Regions from separate parts of the Homo sapiens genome. Here region 2 is linked to region 1. Evidence: chromatin loops called from intact Hi-C (ENCODE). Cell type or tissue: B cell. All regions are shown on one strand. Each heading gives the region's core, and the rest is flanking DNA. Links, peaks and the distances in the headings are about the cores only. Region 1 holds the start of LINC00996 (long intergenic non-protein coding RNA 996). Region 2 overlaps REPIN1-AS1 (REPIN1 antisense RNA 1).

Region 1 (5,375 bases), core at 75-5,074:
ATGCTTTAAATGTTTAAATGTCTTCTGTGTCTTGCCTGTTCATATCCTTTGCCCAATTTTTTATTGGGTTGTCTGCACATTCCTTATTAAGTTATAGGCATTTGATATGCTGTATGTTTCTTATATCCTATATTTTATGTTCCACATTTTTATATGTTCTTCTTTTTTATTTTTGAGACAAGATCTCATTCTGTTGCCCAGGCTAGTGTGCAGTAGTGCAATCTCGGATCTTTGCAGCCTCGGCCTCTTGGGCTCAGGTGATCCTCTCAACTCAATCTCCCAGGTAGCTGTGACTACAGGCTTGCACCACCATGCTCAGCTAATTTTTGTATTTTTTTGTAAGATGGGCTTTCGCCATGTTGCCCAGGCTGATCTCAAACTCCTGAGCTCAAGCAGTCCTCCCACCTCGGCCTCCCAGAGTGCTGGGATTATAGGTGTGAGACACCACATCCATTTTTCTATGTTCTATGTACAAATAGTCCCTGACTTACACTTAGGATTGTTTGACTTACAATTGTTCAACTTTACAATAGTAGAGAGCGATATGCATTTAGTAGAAACTGTACTTTGCATTTTGAATTTTGATCTTTTTCCAGACTAGCAATACGCAGTACAATACTTTCTCATAACGCTCCACAGTATTTCATAAATTCCATGAGATTTTTCAATACTTTATTATAAAATAGGCTTTGTGTTAGATGACTATTGCCCAACTATAGGCTCGGGTGGTTGTTCTGAGCATGTTTAAGGTAGGCTAGGCTAAGCTATGATGTTCCATAGGTTAGATATATTAAATGCCTTTTCCATTTATATTTTCAACTTACAATGAATTTATCAGGACATAATCCCTTCGTAAATCAAGGAGCATCTGTACTAATAATTCACTATTTTATGCTTTGCAGGTGTCTTTTCAAAGTCTGTGGCTTGTATTTTGATGTAGTTTATAATGTCTTCTATTATACAGAACTTTGATCTGGTCAAAATTATCAATATTTTCTCTTATGATTTGTGCTTTTTTTGTGTACCTTAAAAACTGGAAAATCTTCCTCATATTTCTTCTGGAAGCTTTATTTTTTTTCACAGTGGAATTTTTTGTGAATAGAGTGAGATAAAAATGTAATTTTATGACCGGCCCGGAGGCTCACGCCTGTAATCCAAGCACTTTGGGAGGCCGAGGTGGGTGAATCACTTGAGGTCAGGAGTTCGAGATCAGCCTGGCCAACAGGGTGAAACCCCATCTCTATACAAAAAATTAGTGGGGGCATGGTGGGGCTCACCTACCAGCTACTCGAGAGGCTGAGCCGGGAGAATCACTTGAACCTGGGAGGTGGAGGTTGCAGTGAGCCAAGACCGCACCACTGCACTCCAGCCTGAGCAACAGAGTGTTCTTATTTTTATAATTTATAATTATAAAATTTATAATTTAAAAAATTATATATATAAAATTTTATTTTTTCATATAAATAATTAGTTGTCCTAGCACTGCTTATTGGATATTTCATCCTCTACTCTCTACTAATCTGTAATGCCAGCCAGACCATCTTAATACATCAAATTATAATCCAGCATTCTTTCTAACATAGCATATATAAGTGGTATTATAAATCAATGAGAAAAAGATGACATCCTAGTCAAAAAAAATGCTCAAAGCACATAAACAAAAAATTCACAAGACAAGATATGCAAATGGTAATAACTATATGAAGAAATAGCCTCATTTAATTAGTAAAGAACAGTAATTTAAAGCCACAAGATACAAACATTCATTTGCCAAACAGTCAGAGGTTCTACCTGGCATCACTGCCAGTGGAAGAGTAACTGATAAGGTTTTGGGAGGGTATTTTGGCAATTTAGCAGCCTTTACATGAACATATGCTTTCCACTTTTAGAAATTCTACTGCCAGGATTTTATACCTACACTTATAGAAATTATATGTCCACTTCTAATAATTTATTGTAAGGAAATAATTAAGAGTATACACAAATATATGCCATAAGCATGTGATTTTAATTATAAAACCCAAAACAACCTAAATTTTCAAATAAGGGATTGGTTATAATAATGTTGCATGGTATATCATTAAAACACATAAAAAGCAGTTTTTAGATTGGTGATTTTCAACTGGTGATTTTTGTAGCAGAGCCCTGTTTTGCAAATAAACGCGCATGTGAAACCCCAATGTGTGAAAGAGATGGATGTGAGGATGCTCCTGGTGAAGGAGTCAGGCAACCCCATCACCCACCTCCTTCAACATCTTTAGGAGGGTGCTAAAAAGAAGACTGTAAAACGCTCCACGGAACCCTGAAGACAGCACTAACACCAAGTATATTTACCATGTATTGTTAAATGAAACAATTTGCTTTTAAAAAAAAAAGAATTGATTCATCTTTTAAATGTACATATGAAGAGAGAATAAATGAATATATTCCAACAGTCTGGACACCAGTGTATTCACAGAAGGGTATGGAATTATGGGGATTCCACCCTTCTTTTCTGCTTCAATGTATAAATTGCAGTGCTTTTATAATAAAGTGAAAAGCAATGGGAAATGAGATGAAACAAAGAGGCATTAATTCAGACCAGAGCACAGAGAAGAAGGAAAAGGGAATATATAGCTATTGCCAAAATAGTGACATACAGCAAACAACCACAAAAATCGACATGGCACAGATACAGCAATAAACACATTTCTCAGTCATCTGTGGGTCTACTGGCTTCATCTTGTTGATCTCTAGGTCAGCTGGAGTGGCTTTGTCCCACATGTCTTCATTTCAGGTACCAAGTAGAAGGAACCGAAACCACCCAGGGAAAGCCCCCAGGCAAGGGCAGAAACCCAGGAGGCCAGCAGAAGCCTGCAGGGTCTTACAAGGGGCAGGCTGAGAACGGGAACCCTCTCACTTTGCCCCATTCTAGTGGCCAAAGCAAGTCACAAGACCAAACCGAAACTCAATGGGCAGGGAAATACAGTCCGCCCAAGATGAGCAATGGCATGGGTATGAATGGAGGACAGGAAAGAATTGGAGTTAATCCTTCAATCCCTCACAGTATGGAGGGCAGGGTCTGTTGACAAGCAGCAAGAGGTACCCAGGAAGGCAGGGCCTGGCTGTCCCCACCAGCACCCCAGACACCCACCTCAGCCCAAAGAATGGCTCAGAGCCACGCTTTCTAGGCCATGAAAGGAGAGGGGCCCTTTCCCTCGTGACCCCAGAGCAGATGGCAGAATACAGTCTAGGAGGAAGTTCCAGGAGGAACATGAGAAACCTCACAAGCCTCGTGCAGTTTAGTTTCTGATAACCACTTCTCTTTCTTTGTCTCATGTTTCCCTTCCTTCGTGAAGTTCCTAGAAAGTGTAAATTTTTCCTTACCTTTAATTTTTTCTTTAATTTTTCTTTACCTTTTTTTTAAGTTGCCATCTAATCTGCCCTTGAAATGCTCTATTCTGTGCCAGTTGTCCATTTCAAGATGGAGTCACTTGTTTCAAACCCAAGCAAAGTAGAGTCAGGAGCCTAAGAAGGGAGGGTCCTCATGCACATGCGCCTACAATAACAACGATTACAGCCAAACACAGTGGCTCACACCTATGGTCCCAGCTACTTGTGAGGCTGAGGCGGGAGGATCACTGGAGCCCAGGAGTTGAGCCCAGGCTACAGTAAACTATGATCACGTTGCTGCACTCCAGCCTGGGCAACAAGGCAAGACCCCATTTCTAAAAAGAAAAGGAAAAAAAAGGACTATTACAAAGACTCTCTGAAGGCTGTGACACACATATGCCTGTAATAAGGACTATTTCCAAGGGCCTTCCCAACTGCAGCCTGCCACAGGAGTCACTGGACGGCCGGCCACATGTTGGAGCACTCTCACCTCACATGCCATCTCCACTAAGAATCTGACCTCAACTCCTGTGCCCAAGTAACCAATGTTCTCTTTGTTCAAAAACAACTCAACAACTCCTGTGCACTCCTCCTTTTGCCTTTATTTTTTTGAGACCAAGTTTCGCTCTTATTGCCGAGGCTAGAGTGCAATGGTACGATCTTGACTCATTGCAACCTCTGCCTCCCAAGTTCAAGCGATTCTCCTGCCTCAGCCTCCCAGGTAGCTGGGATTACAGGCATGTGCCATCATGCCCAGCTAATTTTGTATTTTCAGTAGAAATGGGGTTTCACCATGTTTATCATGCTGGTCTTGAACTCCGGACCTCAAGTGATCCACCCGACTCAGCCTCCCAAAGTGCTGGGATTATAGGCGTGAGTCACCACACCCAGTCTTCCTTGTGCCCTTAAAAGCTTCCCCTTGCCTCAGCCTCCTGGATGCGCCCATGGCTGCTGTGGCACGGGCACTCCGCATCACAATCATGCTGCTCATTTCCAAATAAATTCATCATCTTTGGAGAATCGCTTCTGTTTGTTATTTAGGTTGATAATTCTTCAAAAAAAAAAGTCTATGACTTCAGTGACAAAGAGGGAAGCTGGGAGGTCGGGAGGAAGGTGTGTTAGGAAGAATGTGTCTGACTCTGTGGTTAGTTGGGGTGGGGACCCTTCAGCCTCCTGAGTAGGAGCGGCAGGCCTGGGAACAGGGGAGTCTCCTTCCTAGGTCCTATTGCCTAGGCCCACATGATGCCTACCTGAGGCATATGCACAAAGAAAAAGTCCTTAAAATTTTGTTTTTCTCTAGAACAACCTACAGTCCTAGGGACAGACACACCATCCTCCTAAGTCCTATCACACCCTGGAAAATTGTAACAAAAAGGTGACAGTCTCCTTGGGGCATTGCCTGCAGCCTTAGCTAGGGGCCATCCTAGTTATCTCAATTACTCATCCAATTTGTGATCAGCCCTAAGTTCTGGCTCACTCTAGCTCTCTCCTTCGACTTCCTCATCTCCCAAATGGAAGTGACTACCCCGACCTACCAGGCTGTTGTGGGAACCGAACGATGTGGCAGAGAGTCCAGCTCAGCTTCCTACCGTTCCACGAGGGCCACTGAAAGGCCAGTCCTCTTCAGCCTGCAATGAGAGAGATTGAAAGTGGAAGCAGGTCTAAGCTCACAGAATCAGGAAGAAGGTAGAATGCTGAATACACTTCTTCCTCCAATCCCAAATGCTAGAACTGTGTTTCTATCGAAGTTTTGTCATCGACTTTTTAGAATCAGAAAAATGATTAAGAAACATGAGCTGAGATATGCAGGTTCCTTGAGCAAATAGGATTTTGTACAGCAGACACCTCCTGGTGTCTCATTTCCTGAGATCCCCAAAGTGAGAGATAAGAAAGCTGTGGCCGCAGCAGAGACTTGAAACAGTGACCAGAGACCAACTCTTCCACAGGAAGGTGTCTGCACAGAAGACTCACAGGGGCAGCTGACAAAGATCTGTCTATAGCCT
Region 2 (5,375 bases), core at 253-5,252, 73 kb after region 1:
TTCTTGGCTAGAATCACTTCATTTATTCTTCCAAACTGACATGGAGCCGGCACCCCTCTTACAGGCCTGCAGGAAGTGGGGAGGGGGCAAGCATGGAAATAAAGGAAAATCTTGAATTCCTTCAAGGGAAATTCCAGGCACCCAGCTAGCAACCTAATAAACAAGAAGGTAACTGTAGCTTAAAACAAGGAAGTTACAGTCACAAAATGTTTGGTTCCCTATAGAAACTAAAGATAACATCTTAATATATGTCCCTGAGTTGCTCTTCAGAAACCTGGGCCCCCCTCCCAAGTGGATGCCCTGGCCTGCAGACCTCAGACAAGAGGGAACTGAGGACTAAGCTCTGCTGTTCTTTGTTCTAAATTTCTTCCTGAGGATCCTGATGGAAGTTGGACCAGACCTGAACATTCCTTTCTGCTAACCCCAAGGTTTTAGGCAAAGCTTTGCTTCCTTAACTTATCACAAATCAGAGTCTTTGAATTCATGTATGACCTTTAAGGCTCCTCCTTCAAAATACCCTGCCCTTTGAGGCTAAACCAGTGCATAACCTCCATGTATCAATTCACGATTTTGCCCATAACTTCTCCTTTCCTGAAATTTACCCCTGCTTTTAAAAACACTTGCTTGTGGCCGGGCCCAGTGGCTCATGCTTGTAATCCCAGCACTTTGGGAGGCCGAGGTGGGCGGATCACAAAGTCAGGAGTTCAAGACCAGCCTGGCCAACACAGTGAAACCTCGTCTCTACTAAAAATACAAAAATTAGCTGGACGTGGTGGCAGGAGCCTGTAATCCCAGCTACTCGGGAGGCTGAGGCAGGAGAATCACTTGAACCCAGGAGGCGGAGGTTGCAGTGAGCCAAGATCATGCCACTGTACTCAAGTCTGGGCGGCAGAGCTAGACTCCGACTGGGGGAAAAAAAAAACCTTGCTTGTAAACCATCGAAGAGGTTGTATCTTAAGTATGACCCACTTCTCCTCGCTTGGTGCCCTGCAAATAAATGTGCTCCTTTCTCCGGATGCACAACCTCAGTGTTGGTGTTTCCTCTTACTGCGCCGGGCAAGTAGACCCCAGTTCAGTTTTGTAACAAAATGAACTTTAGAATTTCTTGTCAATGTTTTAAAAACGTGATTGTCTTTAAGATTCATTCTCTCCACTCCATTCATTCAGGTCTTATTTTACCTGTCCCAGTCAAGTTGACTAATCTGTACATTAACTACTTAACTTTTATACTTTTTTTTTTTTTTTGAGACAGTGTCTAGCTCTGTCACCCAGGTTGGAGTGCAATGGTGCAATATCAGCTCAGTGCAACCTCCGCCTCCCAGGTTCAAGTGATTCTCCTGCCTCAGCCTCCCTAGTAGCTGGGATTACAGGCACGCACCACTACACCTGGCTAATTTTTGTATTTTTAGTAGAGATGGGGTTTTGCCATGTTAGCCAGGCTAGTCTTGAACTCCTGAACTCCTGACCTCAGGTGATCGGCCCACCTTGGCCTCCCAAAGTGCTGGGATTACAGGTGTGAGCTACCGCACCCAGCCCAACTTTTATACTTTATAAAATAAAATTCACAAATATGAAAAAAGTCTTTGTCATATCATATAGTTTGGGGGTTCTGAAAATATGGTTATAGCATATTGTGGAATATAGGCCAAGTTTAGTAGTTACGGAAGAATGAATTTTTCTACCAACAGTACAATAAGAAGATGCTCCAGTTTTTACCTAAATACTTAGTAATTTATTAGTTAACATTTTGGGAGGCTTTACTTTGTGTCAGGCATGGTGATAAACTCCTCACATACATATCTCATTTAATCCACTCAACAACCCTATGCAATACTCTTCTGGTCCTTATTTTACAAATGTAACAACCGAGACTCTGAAATGTTCAGGAACTTACTCAAGGCCACTCAGCGGGATAGTGGCTGATTTGAACCCAAGCAGTGCCCCTGTGTCCTCAATGTTAACCACTAAAGTTGCATGTGTGCTGGCCTGGGCACAGGGTAAGCGTGGGATCCCCCAGGGTTAACGAGTGAGTTTGGACATCTAATGCTTCTCCATTCCTAAAATTCCACTTGATCCCTACGTTCCTGCAAGAGCCTGCGAAGCAGAATTCCTTCATAGACTCACAAAGTATCTTCTCCTTGTCTGTAATCCGTCTTTCATAGCAGAAAGGTTCTTCATTAAACAAGGCCCTAACCTTCTTTCTCTCTCCCCAGCCTCCATTAGAGGAAATGTCTCTTCTCCCAGTCAGGAGTTAACCACCTGCTGTAACTTCCTCTTTAGCATCGCCAGAGGAAACTAAGTATGACTGTGCCTTCACTCTGCAGAAAGAAAATGAGTGGCAAAGGAGTTGCGAAGGGATTCCTGAGCCTTTATGCCAGCTGGAAGCTTAAGGCCTTGGTATTTGAGACTTCACCCTTCAAAATGTCTTGGAGGATGGCCCAGCAACCAGCCAAATGGCCCAATGGCCTAGCCCAGTGGAGACGGTCTCAGCTTTTGACAAGCTAGCCGGAGAAAGGGCTGGACAGGAAGGGGCCCACTGGACAGCGAATATTGATAGGGCCCCTGGGAGGATCAATTTTCCCCTCCAACAGTGCCTGGCTCCCATTATCAGATTAGATGCAAAGTGGGCTGGCATGCCAGGGGGTGACAGGAACAGTGTCTCCAGAAATCCTCTGTGAAGACACCCAAGTATTGTTCAGAAGTGGCCCTGTATCTGGAAGAGGGAAAACTGCACCCACTTCTTGCAGACATACAGTTCCAGCTCCCCCCACAGGACTTGCTCATACATCCAACAAATATTTAATCAGTGCCCACCATCTGCCACTGTGCCAGGTGCCCGGCCTCATCATGAGTCAGGCAGAGGTGGTCTGTGCAGTTTTCCCACAATGTGAGAGGGTGCTGAGAAGACTTTTAACGCTTATTTAACTACGGAAATAACTCTTGGTTTGGTACCTACTACAAAATAAAAACAAGCGCTTGTTGATAATTTCTGGATGGATGACTGTGGAAAGCTGGAGGAGACTGAGGATCAATTTGCTCTAATGAACCTTCCCTTGACTATCATCTCCGTTACCTCCTGCCGCATCCCTACGGCAAATATGCAAGACTCTCACGCAGCTAATTTCCAGGGGTTTGCAGTCTGGGGAGGAAGCAGAAAGCACATCCCTCACTGACCCTGAGGAGGGGCAAATCTCTGGTAGCAGTCACAGGTACGTGCTGTACACACTTCCCATCCTTTGAGCCTTCCCAGCTGGAGAGCACCAAGAGAACGCAGTTGGGGAGGCCCCGAAAGATGAAGGGTTGTTGAGCTTGAAGGCAGTGAAAAAGTAAATGGAAGAAAGCTCTCTGCCCTCCACTGCCTAAATGCAGGATATAGATTTAGAAGGATAAAAGGGGTCTGCTCCCTCTCTCGACCAGGGAAAAGTTAACCACTGAAGACAACTTTAGACTCTTATGGGCCTGGAGCTGGAACCAGAGGAATGGACATGAAGGCGCTTTACTAACTCTATTTATCTGCCAGTTACTTACCTTTCTACAAGTTCTCCCCTTAGACACTCAAAGTTCTTTTCCTTTGTCCTGTCGCTTCCCTAAAACTTGGCTTTTCTTTGTTGAAGATGCTATACAAGCTGGAATTCAAAGCTACCACTTTGAGAACTACTCAATTCCTGCGTGTCTCCCAGGCAGATGTGAAATACACATGTTAATAAACTTCCACTGGTTTTTCTCTTGTTAATCTGTCTTTTGTAACAGGAGTCCGTTCCAACCACAAATCTAGGGGGGCTGAGGAAAAACCCCTACAGTGGCACACACTGAAGAAGGCCCCCTCACTTTCCAAGGTTTCCCATCTCAGGTGGAAGGAGGCCTGCTAAGTCATGTGAAAATTATTCAGGAAAAGATCAAAGTGCTTCTACTTCTGCAGTTCTAAAAATATCTTTAAGTGCATGAAAACATGTATAATGCACGACAGGGACGCACGCTGTAAGAGTAGCCCTGGGCTGAGATCAAATGTCAGTCCCCAAATTCCACCACACAAGATGCTTTCCTGCCGCATATCTAGTTCCCAGAGTCTCTTGCTAAAAGAAAAAAGAATCCAGCTGGTAAAATGAGTATCAGGTAGATGGCTCAGATTTCCTGCAGAGGAAACTGGTACATGCGTGTGCCCCATAACGGTGAGGCCTGCTTCCCACCCTTATCCCCCACCCCTGCACCATAGTCTCCCTCACCAGGACTCTGCAGCAGTGGCCAGCCACTCCTCCTGCCTCCGCTCTGGCCCCATAAAGTCCTGTCTCCACTTAACCAGCTTGGCCCTTTAAACATGAATCAGATCAAGCAGCTCCCTTGCTAGGGAACTCCGACGCCTCCTGCTAACATTTGGACTGACATCCAACCCGCGGCCATGGCCTGCAGGGTTCCTGCAGACCTCCATGCGCCTGCCAGACACTGCCCCAGCAGCCGCCACTCATTTCCACCTTAGGGCCTTTGGAGTTGCCTAGACGATCCTCCTCCAGGTCCGCATGGACTTCCGTTCTTCACTGTATTCAGATTTTGGCTGAAGTCTCCTCGCCTCAAAACACGCTTCCCAACAAACCCCTCTAAAATAGCTTCACACCTAGATGAGATTCCTAGGACTGCTCTAACAAATGACCACCAGCTCGGCCTGAAATAACTGGCATTTATTATCTTACACGGCTGGAAGTCAGAAGCCCAGAATGTTTCACTGGGCCAAAGTCAAGGTGTCGGCAGGGCCCCACTCCCTCCAAAGTCTCTAGGGGAGAATCCTTCCTTGCCTTTTCTGGCTGGAAGAGCTGCTTCCCAGGCATTCTTGGGCTCGAGGCCCCTCCCTCTGTCTCCCAAGCCCTCAGCGCAGCATCTTGCTACACTTGTCACTTTGCCGGCCTGTGCTGCAGCTGAATCTCCCCCTGTACCCCCGCCAACACAAAGACACATGTAATTACCCAGATAGCCAGGAGAATTGTAAAAGCAAATACAAATCAAAAAGAATAAAAATAAGTTTTCTTTCTCCCTGGTGAAAAAAGGCAGAGATGCTCCTCACCAACACCCCCTTTTCTCAGCACATTTGCATTAGAAAGCTTGTGATTGTGAATTTTCCTCTGCCCATGTGAGATATATGCAAATCTTTTATTTTATTTTATTTTATTTTATATTTTTATTATTTTTTAGAGGCAGAGTCTTACTCTGTCACCCATACGGGAGTACAGTGATGCTCACTGCAGCCTCAAACTCCTGGGTTCAAGTGGTTCTTCTGCTTCAGCCTCCCGAGTGGCTGGGACTACAAGCATGCACCACCACACCTGCCTAATTTTTTAAAAAATTTTTGTAGACACAAGGTCTCGTTATGTTGCCTAGGATGGTCT

The links. Peaks named below come from ENCODE experiments on the same cell type or tissue, not always from the same donor. Only the 100,000 strongest peaks of a DNase experiment are listed, where the experiment ranks them.
Region 2: it touches region 1 in a loop (7-fold over the local background); 64 of 110 quality-filtered maps call a loop at or near these places.

The regions. Positions count from the first base shown.
Region 1 is chr7:150,433,362-150,438,736 of GRCh38, reverse strand. It overlaps LINC00996 (long intergenic non-protein coding RNA 996), which reads right to left and starts at 5,083. Exons shown (of 4, transcript NR_034033.1): 1 at 4,908-5,083. RefSeq lists enhancers at 2,652-2,751, 2,972-3,191, 4,843-4,942. In B cell, for the core only: no CTCF peak of the experiment used is centred there; DNase peaks (open chromatin) are centred at 2,846, 3,186 and 4,956; H3K4me3 peaks cover 1,399 bases; H3K27ac peaks cover 2,938 bases.
Region 2 is chr7:150,361,016-150,366,390 of GRCh38, reverse strand. REPIN1-AS1 (REPIN1 antisense RNA 1) reads left to right here. Exons shown (of 4, transcript NR_183429.1): 4 at 2,214-3,733. Among named protein-coding and RNA genes, the nearest start is that of REPIN1, 5.1 kb to the left of the region's middle. RefSeq lists a silencer at 2,211-2,260. In B cell, for the core only: no CTCF peak of the experiment used is centred there; DNase peaks (open chromatin) are centred at 998 and 2,260; H3K27ac peaks cover 2,370 bases.